4 separate regions of the Mus musculus genome follow, and regions 2, 3 and 4 are each linked to region 1. The links are chromatin loops, found by intact Hi-C in ENCODE. Cell type or tissue: heart. All regions are shown on one strand.

What was found. Hi-C counts contacts between places; a loop is a spot of excess contacts. Peaks named below come from ENCODE experiments on the same cell type or tissue, not always from the same donor. Only the 100,000 strongest peaks of a DNase experiment are listed, where the experiment ranks them.
Region 2: a loop joins it to region 1, with 6 times the contacts of the local background. A loop is called at or near these places in 8 of 42 quality-filtered maps.
Region 3: it touches region 1 in a loop (6-fold over the local background); 31 of 42 quality-filtered maps call a loop at or near these places.
Region 4: it touches region 1 in a loop (4-fold over the local background); 24 of 42 quality-filtered maps call a loop at or near these places.

Annotation. Positions count from the first base shown.
Region 1 is chr16:92,455,003-92,460,002 of GRCm38, reverse strand. All of the region lies in intron 1 of Rcan1 (regulator of calcineurin 1), which reads left to right. It overlaps Gm46555 (a long non-coding RNA gene), which reads right to left. Exons shown (of 4, transcript XR_003951847.1): 1 at 4,997-5,000; 2 at 3,551-3,845; 3 at 2,385-2,594; 4 at 1-2,189. Among named protein-coding and RNA genes, the nearest start is that of Gm46555, 6.4 kb to the right of the region's middle. In heart, CTCF peaks have their summits at 402, 2,138 (motif pointing right) and 4,299; no DNase peak of the experiment used is centred here; H3K27ac peaks cover 1,087 bases; H3K27me3 peaks cover 689 bases.
Region 2 is chr16:92,312,261-92,317,260 of GRCm38, reverse strand. Smim11 (small integral membrane protein 11) reads right to left here. Exons shown (of 4, transcript NM_138743.2): 4 at 4,220-4,399. 1700048M11Rik (RIKEN cDNA 1700048M11 gene) reads left to right here and starts at 4,795. Exons shown (of 2, transcript NR_045300.1): 1 at 4,795-4,913. In heart, a CTCF peak has its summit at 2,842 (motif pointing left); a DNase peak (open chromatin) is centred at 2,980.
Region 3 is chr16:92,383,152-92,388,151 of GRCm38, reverse strand. No RefSeq gene overlaps it. Among named protein-coding and RNA genes, the nearest start is that of Gm29805, 3.0 kb to the right of the region's middle. In heart, CTCF peaks have their summits at 2,893 (motif pointing left) and 4,526 (motif pointing left); a DNase peak (open chromatin) is centred at 2,921; H3K27ac peaks cover 1,718 bases.
Region 4 is chr16:92,338,960-92,343,959 of GRCm38, reverse strand. No RefSeq gene overlaps it. Among named protein-coding and RNA genes, the nearest start is that of Smim34, 8.2 kb to the right of the region's middle. RefSeq lists enhancers at 1,945-3,426, 1,943-3,460. In heart, a CTCF peak has its summit at 2,806 (motif pointing left); a DNase peak (open chromatin) is centred at 2,689; H3K4me3 peaks cover 869 bases; H3K27ac peaks cover 3,160 bases.

The DNA of each region.
Region 1 (5,000 bases):
CGTGAAAGAATGGGTCAGGATAGGTAAGCCTGTCGTGAGAGGCAAGAAGGCAGGAAGCGCAAGCTTCATTGCCTTGTGGCCTTTTAAGAGGGCTACCAGGCTGGAGAGGTGGCTCAGCAGTTATGAGCACTGACTGCTCTTCCAGAGATCCTGAGTTTAATTCCCAGCAACCACATGGTGGCTCACAACTATCTGTAATGGGATCTGATGCCTTCTTCTGGTGTGTCTGAAGACAGCTACAGTGCTGACAACTAAGAGCATCAATCACTGAGTCTCTTGGGGAAACCAAATACATGAAAATGTAGGACCAGGAGGCCATCAGAGCTGGGAGCATCAGGGTGTAAAGATACCGCTTCCTGTTGTCTATAACTCAGCCTCTGGAAATCCTGGCAGGACCTGTCCATAAGGAGGCAGTGTAGCCTAGCAGTTAAGAGCACATTCACCCAGCTGTGTCTTAGTTTTCCTGCCTGTGTAATGGAGATACTAATAGTAGTTATGGAAGAAAAAAAAAAAAAAAAGAATGGGTGACTTGGATCTAGCAAAAGGGCATTGTAAGTTACTGTGTCCATTTTCAAGTGCTGTGTAACCAAGTTACCTAACACTTTAGTGAACTAACAGGGCATGGTTGTGGGATCCGGGAGTGGCTGAGCTTAGCACAGAACTGCTGTCGACCATCATCTACAGTCTCACAAGAAGACTGGAACGGGATTTTCTGTGACTGTTACCGGGAACCTCAGTCGTTTGATGGCGGAACACTGGAGGTGTCTTTTGTTCCTTGCCTCTTGGGCCTCTCCACAGGGCAGCTCACAGCGTGGCTGCTGCCTTCCTTCAGAGCAGGAGAGAACCCACCATTCCTCCCTGAGTCTCCCAGTGAGAGCCACACTGTGCTGTTCTTCTAGGAGTGAGGCACAAGGACAGGTTTCGTTCAGGATTTGCCTTCTATTTCCCTAATCTTAGACACACAGATACCACTATCCAAAGGCACTAGTGTTGGGAGCTGGGTCACCAGGACGAGAGGCCAGCCACCTAGTGGCACCACAGTGGGACCTTTGGCATCCTGTTTATTTACTTTTGGACAGACCTCAGGAAGAACGCAGTGGTCCTGAACTCGATAAGTAGCCGAGACAGACCGTAGACTGCCTCTAGTTCCCAGTTGCTGGGGTTTCAGGTGCGCAGCACCATACCTGTTGGGTTGTTGTGGGTTTGCCTGTCTTGTTTTTCTCCTTATAAGCCTTTTCAGCTTCTGCTAATGCTTAGAAGTGCTCACTAGAGCAGGCTTGAGCGGGAGCGTGCTATGGAGAGCTTCTTGTTAAGCACGGTGCGCCAAGTTCAAACCCCAGCACAGAAGTAAAGGATGCTTAGTGAGGGAGGATGCTTAGTGAGGGAGGATGCTTAGTGAGGGAGGATGCTTAGTGAGGGAGGATGCTTAGTGAGGGAGGATGCGCAGTGAGGGAGGATGCGCAGTGAGGGAGGATGCTTAGTGAGGGAGGATGCTTAGTGAGGGAGGATGCGCAGTGAGGGAGGATGCGCAGTGAGGGAGGATGCGCAGTGAGGGAGGATGCGCAGTGAGGGTTCCTTGACCTTTTCTTCTGAGTTCGGCACCCTAAAGAAAACTGTATGTAAACTGCCCGTCGATGCACTCTAGCTACAGTATGGAATGCTGGAGCATCAGAAGCTGTTACGCAGTTTCTTAGGGGAGGAACCGCTGATGGCCACAGCGCCCTGAACACGGCTGATCCCCGAGGGTGAGCAGGCTCAGGCCTGGTTAGCTTGGACGGGGGAAACTGAGCCCTCTCTGGCTTGGGAAGGCCCAGTCCTTTCCCTTTCCTTGCTAATGTCAGCAGTCGAGTTATGAAATTTCCATTGCAATCATAATTAACCCAGTAGAGAGAGGCATTTGAGGTTGGCCTGAATTTAGAATTAGAAGACAAAAATGTTGTTTAATTCAGAGAGCTAATTTTGGAGTTTTTTTTTTTCACTCAAAGTTACAATAGCTTTCCTTACTTTATCGTCGCATTCGTCTGTTTGGGTTGCCTTCCCAAATCCCACAGCATCAGGCCAGGTGACTTCAGTGACAGCCATTCTTTTCCTCACTGCCCAGAGGCTCCAAGGCTGGGATCAGGGTGAAGTTCCTCTCCTTGGCCTGCAGATGGCGCCTTCTTACTGTGTCCTCAGAGGGTTTTTCCTGGCTGTATGGGGACAGGGAACGGAGGCCTCTTATAAGGACATGTAAAGACATGAAGGCCCTGCCGTTGGCTCATGGATGAATTACTTTCTCAGAGGCCTTATCTCCCAGCCCAGCCACACTGGTGTTAGGTCTTCAGCATGCGTGTTTAGTAGAAGGGGGAGGGGCAGAAAGAAACATTTAATGCCTCATTACCAACCTTTGCATTTCTGGCTAATCTTTGTAACAAGTGCATCGTCATCAATACCATTCGTATCATACACGTCGTTTCCTAAGAATGTTATGAAGGGAGCACCGTTGTTATCGTCCACATGGCTCAGCTGGCTCAGGGTCTCAAATCCCAGGTCACCTGGCTGGAATCACTGGTCCCTGCTTCCATCCGGCCTTCACCATCTTCCCAAGGAGTTCCCTGAAGGTTTTGTACATAAGGATTGACAAGTTACAGCTCTCATCCCTTTTGCAGTATCTTTGAACAGATGTTGTTGGGCAATCCTGATATATCAGGCAGAGTGGCAGCCGTTATGTTAGTCTCCAAGCTGACTGGTACCCCGCCACTAGAGCCAGGCAGATCTGGGTCCAGCATTCCACCCATCCACTCGTTTGGCATGTTCATTCAACAAGTGTTTATTGGGCACCATTCATGTTTTGCGTTACGTAGTTCAAGACTAGCCATGGGAGCTCAGGAAAATTCTACACATACTCAGTTGCCAAAAAGATCACCATACTCTCTATCAGACGTCTAGGAAAGTCCATTTAAGGCAGCCCGCTGTCCCCAGACCGTAAATGTCTCTCCTTTCAAATCCCAAGCCAAAAGGAAGACAGACGAGATTAGTTTTGGATATTGTTCATGCCATGTAAGCGATGAACGAAGTGTTGGTTGAGTTACTCTGCTTGTCCAAGCTTTGCCTACTTGCTGTCTGTTGAACAGGTTAGATTGGAGCGTCTGAGGCCATACCTAGCTCCAGAAGCAGTGTAGTATTCTCTTCTCCCTGTGGGTGCCAGAGCCCACTGCCTCCCCCTTCTGCTCCCCTAACCCACAGGTCCAGACTTTCCCAAGCAGAATTTGCTCAGGATGAGATGGCCCCAGTCATTCTAGCTGTCCCCTCTCCAGGCCTTCCAGCCTTCCATCCATCCATCCTCCGCCGTGTTCATGGCTAAAGGAGGGTGACTCTCAGACACTTAAACTTTATGCCTTTAATGGATTTTGGAAATCCACTTAAAATTAATCTCATGATCTCGCACCAGTGAGGATTTAGATGGTCAAAAAATGGTCCAGCCACCATCTGAAGATTTGCCAGAATATTAGAGTGACATTTGTTTAAAGTCTGACAGCGAAGTGTTTTCCTAATGTCACGACAGGTTTACCTTATTGAGAAGACGGCTGGTTGCTGGCCGTCTATCTGATTTATGCTTATTTCCCAGGGAAATGAGTTCTCCTCCTCTTTACTCCCTCCTCTTCTTCTCCTCCTCCTCTCTATTTCCTTTTCCTTCTTTTCTTCCTCTTTTTTTTTTTTTGAAGTGAAGTCTCACTGTGTTAGCCAGAGTGGCTCCAGCGCCTGAGTCCAGATGTCTCTTGCCTCCCAAGTGGCTAAGACTGCAGGTGCATGCCGCTGCTCTGACCTAGGGTGTTTTCAGTAGCACATCTTTCCATCCTTAAGTCCTGGTGGTAAATTGTAACATTAGTAATTCCAAAACTAACTCTAAGTACTTCCACTTGCTATTGTGTTACGTGTGCCAATTCTGTTGAGCCTTGCCCGTCCCAGTCGTCCCCTTTTAAGGGTAACACTGCTACTTGCTCATTTTCTAGACAAAGGTGACTTCTCTTTATAAATTTAATAAGCATCATAGAATCTTCTACTCTTGGAGGTTTGATTATGGGGCTCTCAAAGCCCATGTGAAGAAGAGACCTGCGAACCTCGCCTTGCATTTCTCTGGTGAGTAGCTGAGGCCCAGGTGGGTGAGGGTGTGGACTCAGGAGTATTCTCCAGATGTGGACACAGCTGGAGTTGAGCACCGGTCCCCATTCCCAGTCTACAGAACAGAGCTCAGAGGAGACGGGCACCTCGGAGGACACTGGGAATCAGAGCAGATTTGCTCCAATCGGTCCATTGATCACCACCAGGGCGCAGTAGCTTCCCCTGTGTTCTCCATGGACCCACTGGTTGACTGAAGACCGTTCAGGCATGCCTTTCCCTAAAGGAAAGAAGCAGCAGTCATACCCAGAGCTGCAAAGACAAATTGGTAATTTCAGCTTCGAAGGGGAGAGACAGCATCTCATCTCCCTAGCAGGAGCCTGGCAAATGGAAACCAGCGCCTGCTGCTGCTGGGGCAGGGGGTGGGGCCATTCTGGCTACTGGTCGGTGTCTAAGGTAGGAGAGCAGAGTCTGCAGCCCTGTGCCACCTAACGGCCTGGCTGTAGTCAGCACTGCAAGGTGACTGGTCACAGAGGTGCCTGCAGTGGTCCATACTCAGTTCTTGGGGTCCCCGTGATTCACCCATCTTCTGCAAACCGGAGAGTACAGCTGATGTAAGCTGAGTCCAGCAGTCAGTTTCCCACAAGCCCCGTGCTGCCGCAGAGCTAACTGCTAGCACTAGGGTGGGATGTCCGGAGAGCCCAGTTCCTCCACATTGTGCGCCAAGTGCCAGCTGTAGATTATCCCATCTGTGTGGACTGCTGTGAGTCAAAGGTAATTACTAAAGTCATCGTAAAACAACCTGCAAGCATTTACTAAAACTCTGCTTCACCTCACCTCAGCCTCTTCCTCCGTGGTGGCGTCTGGGACGTTGGGCATTGTTCTCATAGGTACTTACGAGT
Region 2 (5,000 bases), 140 kb after region 1:
TGTCTTGTAAGAAAGTCAGTGTGGTAGCACCCAGCAGACTGGCCAGTGTCAGCTATGCACTGCAACAAGAGTGTATTTCAGCACAAGTGGAGGGGAGGCAGGACACCCTATAAAGCATCGTGAGTGTGCAGAGCAGGATAAACAGTAACGGCATATCAATTGGGTATTAGATGACCAGGAAGGAGTGACTAGATGACTAGCAGGAGTGATTCTCATCTAGAAGTAAAACAGGGTTTGGAGCCCCGTTGCTTTGAAGCTTTGGGTAATGACAAGGAAAGCAAGCAAGAGGAAGTTCACTGTAACTGGTGCTCTGGCGGGGCCACACGATATGCAGTTTGGTTTTGCAGCACTAGCACGAGTGTGGAACGAGGCTTTATGGCACACAGACACTTCAGCAGAAAGTCACAGGGCACACTGAGCTTGGAAGCCAGTGGCCCCTGCTGGAATCCTGCTAGTGATGAGGCCTTGAGTGAGCTGCCTTGCTTCCCTGAGCCCAGAGTAGCTCATCAGGACAACAGGTTGAAGGCCTTAAAATGGAGTCACATGTGCTAAAACCACCACATATGCCCGGCCCTTACTGAGAGCATAGAATGAAGCCTGTGTCAAGGCTGAGAGCAATGCAGATGTCCTCAGTTAAACTGATGTCACCACAGTCATTGCCTCTTTATCATCTGAGGAGCAGACTTTGTTCCCTGGCACTCACGGCCATCTGCAGCAGGCTGGGGGATTCACGTACTTGTCCTTGTGGGGGCGGGGCAGCCAGGCTGGAGAACAACTGGAGGCTGGAGGCTTTCTGGGAAGAAGCAAGTGAAAGGAAGGGTAGACATTGTCATGGACCAGTGCAGGGTTGAGCAAAATCACTGCAGACGAGTGCTCTGGAGTAGCCTCTGTGGTGTTGGAGGTGTTAGTCTCTCTGGCCTTTCTGCATCCAGCTACTATACTCTTCCCAAGGGCCAGGGGAGATGTCTGTGGTCTAAAAATGATGCTTTCTTAGAACCAACATGAATGTGGATTAGATGTAAATCACCTCCGCCCTGTGATGTGGTACCTGGTCCCCAGCTGTGGCACTGTTTGGGGAAGTTGTAGGAAGCAAAGAGGCTCATTGTGGGGAATATGTTGAGGGCTACACCCCTGCCCTGGCCTGCCTCCAGTCCTTCCTCCACTGCTGGTGCTGACATTTGGGCAAGCTCCTGTCACCAACGGAGGGAGTGCTGTCCTAGCATGATGCCCTGAGCCCAAGCAAACCCTTCTTATAGTGTTGCTCCTGGAAGGCACTTCGTCCTAGCATGAGAAAAGTAAGGGGCATTCTATGCGAACAGAATCCTTGTCCTTTGGCTCTGCCCAACCCAGCTAGACAATCACACAAGCGGTGCACACTCCTCTCATGGGTGAATGATTTTCTCCCACATGGCAATTACTCTTTCCATACTCAGCAAGGCCAGGTTCAGACAACTACTATGCTCAGGGCAGTGACTTTTATGCTCATTTTATAAACACAGACGAGGCTGGGTTGGCGACTGACACCTAGATAGATACACACACCACCTGTGGTAGAAAGCTGAGACCAGGATGTATCCAGCCTTTGTTACTGTGTGGCTGCTTCCTGTTCCTGTCCTTTATCCCCTCCCTCACCTGTTTCACCTCTTTCCTAACACTCAGTAAGAGAGAAAGAAGGATAGAGGGGAAAGAGGAGTCAGGAAAATCCCTGGACCTAATTCCTTTTGTTTCTTCTTTGACCACTAATATACTGCAACCAACCTTTCTAAATGACCAGCAACCTTCCACCTTGCCTCTTGGGGTCCTAGCGTTTACATCCCCTCTGAAAAGTTCCCAGAATTCCAAATATCATGAAATCACAGAAACTATCTGCAGCTGGCAAAACCACGCCTCTGCTAGAGCACGAGGCAAATCATAGTCAGCCGCTTCGGAGAATCTGAGGGAGCCCTACATCCCCACACCCGGGATTAACATGAAAGCATGTTATAATATAACTTTTAAAAAGAAACCAAAATTCCAGAGCTGTCACTACCCCAGAATCCAAGACTTTCTACCAGGGAGCCCTGTGCCCATCTCTTCTTGGCTCCTCACACCAGGTGGCATTAGGTTGGGCCAGGAGTCCACAGAGATGTCATCAGACTGTCAGGCACTAAAGTTAGAAGTGCATGTGATGGGGGCTGGAGAGATGGGTCAGCGGTTAAGAGCACCGGCTGCTCTTCCAGAGGTCCTGAGTTCAAATCCCAGCAACCACATGGTGGCTCACAACCATCTGTAAATGGATCTGATGCCCTCTGCTGGGGTGTCTGAAGACAGCTACAGTGTACTCACATATAATAAATGAAGAAGAAAGAAAAAGAAAGAAGTGCACGTGGTGGACCTCAGGCACCAGGGCCCAGGGCCCTAGCTTTGTTGGGGGCACAAAGGTCTTTTCATCACAGATCACTAAGGGAAACTCCCCAACAATAAACTCAGAAGCTATGACAGCCGTTTAATGCTGGCCTCTAGTCTGACCTGTGGAGACCAGGTGTTCTCTGGCCCTTTCCCTCTCTTCCTTTCATCTTGGGCTTTGCAGGGTCAGGGGTGTGTGTGAGATTAACAGGGGGCTGCCTGAGGGATGCTGGGGACTTCTCATGGGGGAGCATGGTGACATCTTACGGACACCCAGGGGTAACTGTGCTATTTCCTCACTGCGCCCAGCTGCGGACTCTGGCTGTGGGCTGCACCATCCTGTCTGCCTACTAACTTCTAGCCACTGCTTCCACAACTATTTAAAATACAGCTCCCCACCCCCAGGGTTCATTTACTGACGGCACCAGTGGGTGATCGGCCATCTCCCTCTAGTGGCAGAAGAGTGCACTTGCACAGTAAAAGAAGCATCCTGTTCTCAGGAAAGCACTGGGTTGAGCCCAGCCCTTGGGTCATCTGTATAGTGATGGGCATGGTGGGAGGTGGGGTCCCCGGCCTTGAGTCTGAGGTTCGGCATGCTCAGAGCTGGCTGTGTCCTAACTCTGCAAAGTGAGTAGCAGACAAAGGTTTGAGAAGGGGTGGGGCCACTGGCAGGAGGCGGCACGGAGGGCTTAACTGAGACTTGAGACTTGCTTATAGTCCAGGGTCAGGTGTGAGCACCATCTAAGCAGAGCCAGAGGACCCAAAGCCTTGGCCTCTTCTCATCTCTGCTCCAGGCCAGCCCCAGGCCAGAGTGGGGTCGTCGGAGAGGAAGTGGCTCCCGGGCAAAGGCTGGAGCACCCTCCTTGCGGGATAGGGAGTTCCAGGGAACACAGCCTTTCACCTGTTTGACATCTGCCCTCTGTGAGCTGAGGACCATTCTGTACTTGAATCCCTGATGCTATGTGAACCCTCCCCTGGTTCCCACACAATGGTTGGGACCATCCAGCAATCATAGTTAAAATTTTAATATAAGCAATTTCTTTAAAGTTCATGTTCTACCCAGTGGGCAAGGGTGGCAGACAAGCTACACACTCCCGAAAACTTTCTGTGTGGCCATCTGCAGTGGGCCCCAGCACTTCCCAGCACGCCAGGGCTGGTTCCTGCCTCTTAAGGTGAGAAAGTTAAGCCTCTAAGCACCTTGGTCTCTTAGGTACTGAGCTAGGAAGCTCACCATTGTTTCCTCTCAGATGGGAAAGCATCAGGCTGGTCCAGAAGTAGCTAGTAGCCCAGGCTAGCCTATGACTATCGGCAGTCCTCCAATCTCAGCCTCCTAGGATTACAGATGTGAGCCACCATGCCTCTACAAGACTGATAGCTATGAGTTCTTTCTAGACTGAGCTACTGTGATATTCCATGGCTCTCACCCTCCCTTCAGGAACCCTCCTAGGCTGGCACAGGGTCCAGCCTTCTTGGTTCTGTCATAGACAAGGACACAGCTTCCCTGATGTTACACAGTCAACATGGAAACAAGCTACGCATGAAGAAGCATGCTGGCAAGTGGGGACACGCTGGCCGAGGCTTCTACTGATGCCCCCTTTGCTGAGGACTGTCCCCTACAGCAGTGTTACCGTTGATGTGGGCATGCACATGCACCCTGAATTTTATCATAACTCCACAACCAGAATGTGGCAGAGAAAGGAAGGCTTGAAAAAGTGTTCTCATAGCGTGTTCTGTGTTGGGGATGGGGTGGGGATGGAGGGGAGGGGAGGTAGATAGGAAGGGGGAGAGGGAGGGAAGGCGGGATGGAGAGAGGGAGAGAGAATGCAGACAGCAGTTAAGAATAATGTACTTTATTTCAGTAAACAAAATACTGGTTCTTCTAAAAACATATAAAAATCCACTCTGTCAATCATTTAAGTTAAAGGTCTAGGCCAGAGTGCGGTCCTCTTCTGTGACGTCTTTGTTCTCTCTTCTCTGCTGGAGTCCACCCAAGCTGACATTTAAGTAGGAAAATCTAGAAAGGAAGGGAGACCACAGCAGTAAGGCTAGCGCTGGATAGAAAGGCTCGGGCTTTGCATGCTCCACACCAACTGTGCTTGTGCTCTGAGACGCCAGGGGAGGCTACTGGGCCTGACCTACTAACCGGTGCATCTGGGTTTCCTCCTTTAGTGCAGGCTCTGGACAAGCTGCTAGCCTGACAGACAGGCTAGCTCCCGGGTCAGTTCTACGTGGCTGTGTGCACACTCACGCTTGTGGCCCTGGCTCAATGAAAGCGTGGACATAACAGGCACCGATGAGCTCACACATGATCTTCCCACCCTCCTCTCAGCTGACAGGCATCCTCTGCCTGCATCATAAACCTAGCGGACCCTTCAGCTCAGCTGTCTGCCCTGCTAATCACCTGAAACTGCTAATCACCCCTCCTCCAACTGAGGCTAAGCACTTCCTCCAACTGAGGCTAAGCACTTCCTGGTGGTTTTTGGTTTCCCATCAATAAGACAAATTTTGAAAGGCAAGACTCCACGGTGGTAAGTTACTCTGCCTGGTAAGTTAGTCTGAGGGCCAGCGAGTGGCAGCAAGCATGGATGAGTGGCATACAACAGTGCTCCTATGGT
Region 3 (5,000 bases), 72 kb after region 1:
GTGACTAGGTGGATGGGTATGGATTGGTGGGGAGGTAGATGGGTGAATGGACAGATAGATAATGAGAATTTTGAAGAATAAAAAATGAGCTGCTTCCGATAAAGAATAGAGAAACAATGAGACCTGTTCCTGTCTCTCTGGCCAGCGAGCCCGTAAGCAGCTCAGTGCTTTAATCCCGCAAACTGTCAGGCTGCTGATGGGACAGGAAATTAAAAGCAGGGATTAGGAGCCTCGATTGTGCAGAGCAGTCACTGAAAAGAAAGGCTGTGTAAAGACCGTCTCTTCTAAGACAGATTGGCCAGAGGGTGAACGACTGGGAAGGACTTGAGAGAACTTTGTTCATTAATGAGACTGCCTGTTCCTGACTGAGAGACCTAGAAACAGAAGTGACAGCAAGCAGCAGCAACACGGGTGTGTGCATCACAGGCGTGTGCATCTGCCCCAAACCGCCAAAGTGCACACAAATGGGAGTCATTTGTGCTATGCCTAGGAAAGACGATTTGACATAAAAATCAGCATATGGGGAGGAAACCCCAAGCCGCGGACAGTGCGTGAGAATTGAAGGAAGGTCTCCATCCCTGTCATCTACTCTGAGAGACATGGAAGAGACGCAAAGAGGTGGCCGCATCTAAACATGATGCTGTTATACGGAAGAGAGGAGTAGGGTCTATCTCTGAGTGTGAGTGTTCTAAATATTTTCTAGAAGACATTGATGTATCTAATTGTGTATGCGTGTGTGTGTGTGTGTGTGTGTGTGTGTGTGTGTTGAGAGCAATTAAACCCAAAGCCATGCATAGGCCGTGGAAGCGCTTACCTCTGAGCTACACTCCCAGACATAGCAAATAAATAAACAAACAAACAAACAAACAAACCCCAAGGGAGTGAGAGAGATGTCTCAGCAATGAAGAGCCCCAATGCTCTTGCAGGGACCTAGATTCAATCCCTAACACAGCACGGTGCCTGTCAACCATCCATAACTGAAGGTCTGGGGTCCCCAACACCCTCTTGCAACCTTCACAGGCACCTAGTAAACACATGGTGCTCATATGCATGCGCAGGCGAGCGCTCAAACACATAGAGCAAATGGAAATGTAACGAGTCCACTTGGCCCCCAGTCACCTCCTTCAAGGTAGAAATGATCGGTTTCCTATCCACCTAGAACCTGCGTGTTTTGTTTTGTTTTGTTTTTTCCTTCAACAGCATACATACATTTGTCTGTGAAGTGTAGAAACACACGTGGGTATGCAGGGAGTTGTTGGTCTCTGCTGTGGACTTTGGAGATTCTTCCGGGACAGGAACTACGCAGACACCCAGGGCATAAAATGAACCTGCAGCCCTGGCTGGCCATGTTATAAAAGCCATGTTATAAAAGCCATGTTATAAAAGCCATGTTATAAAAGGTAGGTAGGGTTATGCCACTGAATTTTTGGAAATCATGAATTACCAAAACTCCTAAGTTTTTGCTTTTATTTTGTTATGGGAGAACCCATCTTCCTCTCAAGGATACAGGTATTTGAGTCCAACAGGAATGGGGTGTGACTGGTGGCTCTCAGGGAAGCAGAAACAAGAGTCACTAAGAGGCTAAGATCGTAAGAGGGACATCAGCCCTCCTATGACCATTGTCTGGACGCAGCAGACTGCCCAAATTCTTCAAGGTTTAGATGAGCTGAGAATGAAGCCATGCAAGGCCCTGCTAATGACTCTCCTCTCCAGGGAGGAGGGCTCTTCATTCAGACAGGTGACAAAGGCACCCAGAGGGGCTTGTTTTGCTTTAAGCTCCACCCTGGTTGGATTGAGCCCACTGACAGCTGGCTGCATATGCTCATGGGGCTCCTCAAAGTGAGGTGGCAAGTACAGAAGATAGGCTGTGGATAGGCCAGGCAGGGCTCCCGTGGTTGCCATGGTGAGAAGACCCTGGTACCAAGAACAAAACGCTTGGCCCATGGAGAAGGCAGTGTGGCCTGGGGCTCACCCAGCAGGGCTCTGCCAGGTTCTTGGGGCTACCCGAGGGGCACCCTGCCTGCAATACCATGGTAGACTCTTCCCATTAGGGCCAGAGTCACACATGAATGCAGGGACAAATGCACACCTGTGCAGGTTCCTCAGCCACACCTCTGTCACCCAACAGAGGACAGGACCTGACTCTTCTATGTTCACCTAGACCTGGGAGGGAGAGGGAAGACTGACTAATCACACCCCATGGGCCTCTTCCTTCATGCAGGGGTTGCCCGTCCTGAGGCTGTTGGAAATGAGGGAGTTACTCAGGGGCCTGAGTAGAGCTAGCTTCCCTCCATGGCATCCCAACAGCCTAGGGCAGCATCAGGAAGGGGAAGGAGCCTGCATCCTATGGAGATCAGGAAAGGACTTTACCAGAAGAAGAGCTTTGAGCAAAAACGTGAAGGAAATGAGGGTCAGAAGGAACGTACATTCTCAGTAGAATAAAGCAAAGCATATGTCTAGTGTGTCCTGGCACTGCAAGACCTCGTGGCTGGAAGGATGGGGGAGGGGTGTGGCCAGGCACATGGTAGGGTAAGAGGCCATCAGAGGAGGGGAAGAAAGTCAGAAGTGGCTGTCCCCTTCTGAGAGATATCACAGTTGTCAGTGTGTTCCCCACCCCCTGGGGGGCGGGGGGGACAAGATGGAGCTTGAACTAGGGCTCGTTGCTGACTGATGCTAAGATGGCCCTCATGAGTCTCACTCCAGTCCCAGAGTGGACAGTGGACAGACCTTGCAAAACTCTGAGGATGATGGGATGTCTGGCACCCTTGTATTGTGTCCTTCTATGTAGGAAAAAACATTTTAAGATATAGAGCCAATTGACTTTGAGTCCTTCAGAAAGATTCTGGAGTGGACCTGGCCAAATCAGGCTGGCCCTTAAGGACGGCCAGGAACAGCAGCGCCCCCTGCTGGCCAGAAATAAACAAGTGGCTGTTGGAGAGGGGAGACTATTTACAATAGATAGATAGATAGATAGATAGATAGATAGATAGATAGATAGATAGACAGACAGACAGACAGACAGACAGACAGACAGACAGACAGACAGACCTAACCTGGAGCCAACAAGAGCAAACTGCACCTCTGTCCTACCACCACAGGAGAACAGGTTTGTCCAGCAGAGCAGGGGCTAAGGGGAATCTGTGCGGCACTAGCCCTTTAAATATACCATGGTGTTCAAGGAACCTCTTGCAGGTCCTCCTCAGGTGGCCCCGAGAACCTGACAGAGCCCCACTGGGTGAGCATCAGGCTCAGCACAGGCCAAGAGCCTCCTCTTGAGGTAGGCACCAGGGCCTTTTGCCGGCAGCAGCTAACCCAGGCGTCCTGACAACCTATCACGCAGTGCTGCCTGAGGACCTCAGACCTCAGCTGAGACCACAGCTCCAGCTGCCACCTTGATTTCAGCCTCTCGAGACCCTGAAGAGAGGAACCATACCTGAGCTTCTGACCCATGGAAACAGAACTGCTAAGTTTGTGTTGTAGCTTTTAGTTCTGTAATAGTGTGAATCTGTCAGTGATGTGGTCTCGAAGGGGAGCCCTAGAACTCCCTCTGTAGAACAGGCTGGTCTAGAACTTGCACGGATCCCCCTGCTTCTGCGTGCTGAGTGACTCAATTACAGACGAGTACTACTCCTTAAGGCTGCGGACTTCTAATGCCATTAAGTTTCAACACCTGGAGTTTGGAAGGGACACTTTCAAACAAGGTCTCACTCTTTAATTCTTCCACATTGGCTCCTTGATGGCAACATGTGAACTGGGCAGACATATACATTCTATACTTTCAGAAGTTTCACATTTGGCTCTCCATAGGAGATGTGATTGACAGGCCTCAAACAGTCTCATGATCTGGGAGAGAACTGAAGCCCACTGCCTGTAGTTAAGTGGCAATGGTGGCCAATCTGTTTGGCAAGGAGGGGTGACTTGACTGTCCATGGGGACTTCCAGCTGAGACTGTTACAGGTCATCCCAATTTTACCAGACGTGAAGGCAGCATATAAAACTGAGTCTCATTTTGCGCCTTGTATCATAGTCTCACATTCCCTGCTTCCGGTGCAAATCTGCCTGCCTCGATTTTGGGCTTCCTGGACAATCTGAGATAATCTCCCTATCACAAAATCTGTAATGTGACTACACCAATGAACCCTACTCAAATCGCATACTGCAGAGCCTGGGATTAGGGCATGAGTATCTTTGTGGATGGGAGTGGGGTCGGGAGGGGCGTTCAGTCCATTACACAGGGTCCAGGGACACAAGATACCTAAGACTGCAGGCTTGGGGGAGTGCTTTGAGACTGTTGCACTCAGCCACGGGATGTAAGGAAGAACCTGAGACATAGGGAAACACCTGCTTACCTTCTTGAGGTGAGTCTAAAATTATCTCAGGAGGCTATTATAGAACTATAGAGAAATGAAAGGCTCCCCTCTTAGGGCTGGATGTGCCAGCAGTTAAGAGTGCTGGTTCTCTCTCAGAGGACCCACTGGGCCTCACAACTGTCATTGACTCCAGTTCCAGAGGATCAGCACCTTCTTGTGGTCTCTGCTGGTTACTGCACACACACAGGGTGCACAGTACCCATCACATAAAGAGAAAGCAACCTTTTTAAAAGCTGATCTTTTTCTTATAGCTCTGCAGGGTAGGAAGGCCCAGGCCACAGAGCCTATCCATCTGGCAAGGGGCTTCCTCCTGTGCCATGGCTACTGTGACTGGAGGGCTCCCATGGGCAGTGAGTGCCCAACCCACTTTAATAACAAGTCTCACTGGGCAACAACTCCCCTAAGGCAATAAACAAATTCCTTCATTCAGGAGAGCAGAGCCCTCCTAGCAGAACTGCCTCCGACGGGCTCTTCTGAATGACCCTGATGTGGGCGACTGCTGTTCTAGACAGAGCACCTTGAGTTTTCTGGTCTCAGCGATGGGTACCCTGAGCCACCTGGTGACCCAGTCATGAAGTTGCCTGTCTTCCTGCCCCCAGCATCTGTTACATCTAAAGTCCTCCCCATTCT
Region 4 (5,000 bases), 120 kb after region 1:
TATAGAGATATAAACAGCAATCAAGCCAGACCAAGACGCTTTCTTAAAGGGGCAGGGGGCTGCTTAATGCCTAGCATCTGCTGTCAGCGGGGAGCACAGGCAAGGTAATGGTGGAATTCTGGCCTCTGTGAGAGAAGCTGGGAAGCCTTCATATGCTGGCACTAATGTTTTGTTGTTGTTGTTCATTAGGTATTTTCTTCATTTACATTTCCAATGCTATCCAAAAAGTCCCCCATACCCTCCCCACCCACTCCCCTCCCCACCCACTCCCACTTCTTGGCCCTGGCATTCCCCTGTACTGAGGCATATAAAGTTTGCAAGACCAAGGGGCCTCTCTTCCCAGTGATAGCCAACTAGGCCATCTTCTGATACATATGCAGCTAGAGACACGAGCTCTAGGGGTACTGGTTAGTTCATATTGGTTGCAGACCCCTTTAGCTCCTTGGGTACTTTCTCTAGCTCCTCCATTTGGGGCCCTGTGTTCCATCCAATAGCTGACTGTGAGCATCCACTTCTGTGTTTGCTAGGCACCAGCATAGCCTCACAAGAGACAGCTATATCAAGGTCCTTTCAGCAAAATCTTGCTGGCGTATGCAATGGTGTCAGTGTTTGGAGGCTGATTATGGGATGGATCCCTGGATATGGCAGTCTCTAGATGGTCCAAACTTTGTCTCTGTAACTCCTTCCATGGGTGTTTTGTTCCCAATTCTAAGAAGGGGCAAAGTGCCCCCACTTTGGCCTTCATTCTTCTTGAGTTTCATGTGTTTTGCAAATTGTATCTTGTATCTTGGGTATTCTAAGTTTCTGGGCTAATATCCACTTATCAGTGAGTACATATCATGTGAGTTTTTGTGATTGGGTTACCTCACTCAGGATGATGCCCTCCAGGTCCATCCATTTGCCTAGGAATTTCATAAATTTATTCTTTTTAATTGCTGAGTAGTATTCCATTGTGTAAATGTACCACATTTTCTGTATCCATTCCTCTGTTGAGGGGCATCTGGGTTCTTTCCAGCTTCTGGCTATTATAAATAAGGCTGCTATGAACATAGTGGAGCATGTGTCCTTCTTACCAGTTGGAACATCTTCTGGATATATGCCCAGGAGAGGTATTGTGGGATCCTCCGGTAATACTATGTCCAATTTTCTGAGGAACTGCCAGACTGATTTCCAGAGTGGTTGTACAAGCTTGCAATCCCACCAGCAATGGAGGAGTGTTCCCCTTTCTCCACATCCTCGCCAGCATCTGCTGTCACCTGAACTTTTGATCTTAGCCATTCTGAGTGGTGTGAGGTGGAATCTCAGGGTTGTTTTGATTTGCATTTCCCTGATTACTGAGGATGCTGAACATTTTTTCAGGTGCTTCTCAGACATTCGATATTTCTCAGGTGAGAATTCTTTGTTTAGCTCTGAGCCCCAGTTTTTAATAGGGTTATTTGATTTTCTGGAGTCCACCTTCTTGAGTTCTTTATATATATTGGATATTAGTCCCCTATCTGATTTAGGATTGGTAAAGTTCCTTTCCCAGTCTGTTGGTGGCCTTTTTGTCTTATTGACAGTGTCTTTTATGCTGGCACTAATTTAATTGTTAAGCATCGTTACTGCTACCATCATTATTGTGTTATTGGTGTGTGTGTGTGTGGTATGTATGTGTGAGTGGTTGTGTGAGTGTGTTTGTGTGTGTGTGGTGCGTTTGTGTGTGTAAGAGAGTATGTGGTATAGTGTGTGTGTATGCATGGTGTGTGTGTGTGTGGTATGTGTCTGTGTGGTGTGTGTGTGGTGTATGTATGTGTATGTGTGGTGTGTGTGTGTTTGTGTGTGTGCTCGCAGTTTTTGATTTTTTTTGTTTTGTCTGATTGGAATTTGGGAGGGTTCTTTTTCTTTTCTCTTTTTTTTGAGAGAGAGAAAGCATAAAGTTAGTTGGGTAGGGAGTGAATCTAGGAGATATTGGGGGATGGGAAAGAATATGATAAAACTAAATAATTTACTATAAAAATAATAAAATAGAAAAACTAGAGAAAAACAAAAAGTAGATGAAGCCACAAAGAGGTAGGTTGCAAATGAAAAGAATGCTTTTGTCACTTTGCCCCTTTGAATAATATTTGAGTGGTGGATGTTCACTGTACACGATACTGACTCCCAAGGACTTGTTCACACAACTTTGTGTGACTCCGCACCTCCCCCCCCCCATGCCCTGCTTTTCCCTCCCCTCTGGTCCCCAGACAGCTTTGCAGTTTGCTTCAAGCACACACCCATATCTCTCTAGAATCTAGGAACCACAAGTGAGAGAACCTACAGTATTTGTGTTTCTGAGGCTGATTTGAGTCACTAAACACAAGTACTTCCAGCTGTATCCATTTTCCTGGAAACGACTTAACTTTCCCCTTGAACCTGGACGTGGGTCCCCTCACGACACTTTTGTAATTCAACAGTCTGAACGAGTGTCAGCAAGCAGCTGACAGCCTGAAAAAATGGTCAGATTCCCGTCATCTGAAACTACAGGCCAGGTGGCCTATCTTGCGACAAAAATACTAAGTCAGGCTAAAGGAGATAAGCAAAAGCCCGGAGGGCATGACGACCCAGGGAATGCGCGCATGCTCCGTGTGGACCGGCAGGGTCGGTTCCTTCTTGTGTGTGCCGCCACTGGATGCATAAAATAGGTCTCAATGTGAAAGGGACACAGGCAGAGCAGCTGTCACTGCAAGAGCAGAAGTCCCCATGTCTAATTGAGGCCGGGAACGTAGTGGCCTCGAATCGCACAGATTTCCAGAAATACTGGATTTTTACAGGTGCATTAGGGACGTCTGGATGCGGCTGCCCCCTGGTGGCAATTTCGAGGATATTTCTCTAAGCACAGAGCCCTGAGCTGTTGCTAAGGACTGAGGTGATTCTGAGATTCTAAGAGTCTTTAGCCCCTGTTGTGGGACTGACATTCTCATGAACCCACGGTGCTTAGGAGATAGCACCTACTGTACAGAAAGGGATATACCTTCCCCAGGTGTGGTTTGAGACAATTCCTCCATGCGGAGACCTGGGCGTCATAACTCAGTTTTCTGGAAAGTTTCAGAGGCCCCTTTGTGCTGAAACCCCAGCCCTTTCCCCTTGCAGGGATGACGTCATCGTTCTTCCAATCCCTAGGAAGATAACCTCCTGCGCAGGCCTAAGGACCTCACAGCTCCACAAGGGACCACTGGTGCTCTGCCCAGAGAAAGGGCTCCACAGCAGCGTGGCTCTGGATGACCTGAGCTTTCCTCTCAGCCACTCTAGTCTCGCCAGCGCTGAAATTTTAAGCGCATGTCCCTATGCCTGGCATTTTCACATTTTACATAGTCTTGGGATCAAAATGATGTCCTCACGTTTGTAAGGCGGACACTTTGCTGATTAAGCTGCCTCCCCATCTCCCTCATGGACTCACGCTTTCAAAACATGTCATTCGTCATGTGTGGAAGGCGAGTAAGCAGGAGTGTGGAGGAGGCGCTTCACAGCACCAGGGGCCAGGAAACAGGGCCTATGGAACCTGGGACCTGGGCAACCTTCTAAAGGGCCACCTATTGTCACCTACTCCCACCAGCTAGGCCCCAACCCTCATGGCTGCAGAGCCTCCCACACCAAGGCAAGCATTCAAATGATAACGGGGGTGGGGTGGGGAACCTCTCAAACTCAAACCCTAAGAGGCTTACTTTTGGTATTTCGTGCCTTATAGTCTAGGGCATGTGTCTGCGGTTACATTCCAGAGTCGTGCCTCTGCCTCTCCCCCACCCCAACCCCCGTGCTCTGTGCTCTGCCTAATCACCCCTCCCTATCACCTCACCACCTTTCTCCGTCTTTCCCACAGTGTCACAGTCAGAGTCACACACCACATTGTCTTTTCTGAATTGACTTCAGTCAGCAACTGTGTTACGTTTCCTTTGTCTTCTCATAGCTTGAAAATGCCCTCCCTCCTTTCTTCATTTCCGAAGCTGAATAGTGTTCTATCCTCGGAACGCACCGTGGTCTACGTATTCACTTCCTGCCAGCAGGAGTGCCTTGGTGACTTAAAGCTACGTGAACACGGGACTTCTTGAGAGCAGAGGTTTCAGCTCCTCCTAAGGGCTGCCTTGCCGGGTCACAGAGAACAACATGCTCTGCCTTATAAGAACCATGGCCGTCTTTCTATATGACTGCATGATCACGTATCCACACAAGTGCCAAGTGAGAGTTCCTGCTGCCTGCGCTGCCCGAGGACTCGCTGCTGCCAGCCTTCTGTATTCTGGCCGCTCTGGTACTATGTACCCTGCCACGTGTATTCAGTGAAGTTTTACTGGGATAGCGGCACTCTCCTTTGCATATAATCCAAGTCCAATCCCTGGCAAGCATGAAGAGCTGAGTTGGATGCTAAGCAGTCATGTGGCACCCAGCGTCCACTTCTCCCTCGGGGCAGGGTAGCCGGGCCCAATGAACACCGAGCTGGACTGGAGAGAGGAAAGCTTACCCAGGCGTGGGTGGGAGCGGTGCAGTATGGAAAAGAAAACACTCAGGACAGAGAACTGGTTTGTTTATTAGGGGGACCAGGTGGAAAAAGGGGTACTTGTGTCACTGGGGAGGTCTGTGCACCACTTGCCAGGGTAGGGTGTTGGTCGATACTTCATTTGCACACTTGGGGGCTGTAGGGTGTGTGTATTGGGGGACCCTTATAAGGTCAGACAAGGACAGAAACCTGATAACGGTCAGGGTGATGAGCCCTTTTGAGGGTTGATGGTCAGGAAGCTGGCTTTAGTTCCCCAGGTTGGGCGGGAGGAGGTTGCCAGCTCCTGCGGTCCTCATGTTTGAAGTATCCAGGGTGGAAGTTCCCTTGGTCCTTCTTCCTTAACTTATGGTCCCACACTGGTGTAAAAGCCGGGTGCCTCCATATACCTATAACCACGCTGAGGAGCAGAGAGACTGGTAGATCCTTGGGACTTGCCAGCCAGAATGCCTATCTAAAGCAGTGAGTGCCAGACCAACCTGGAGTGAGAATCTAG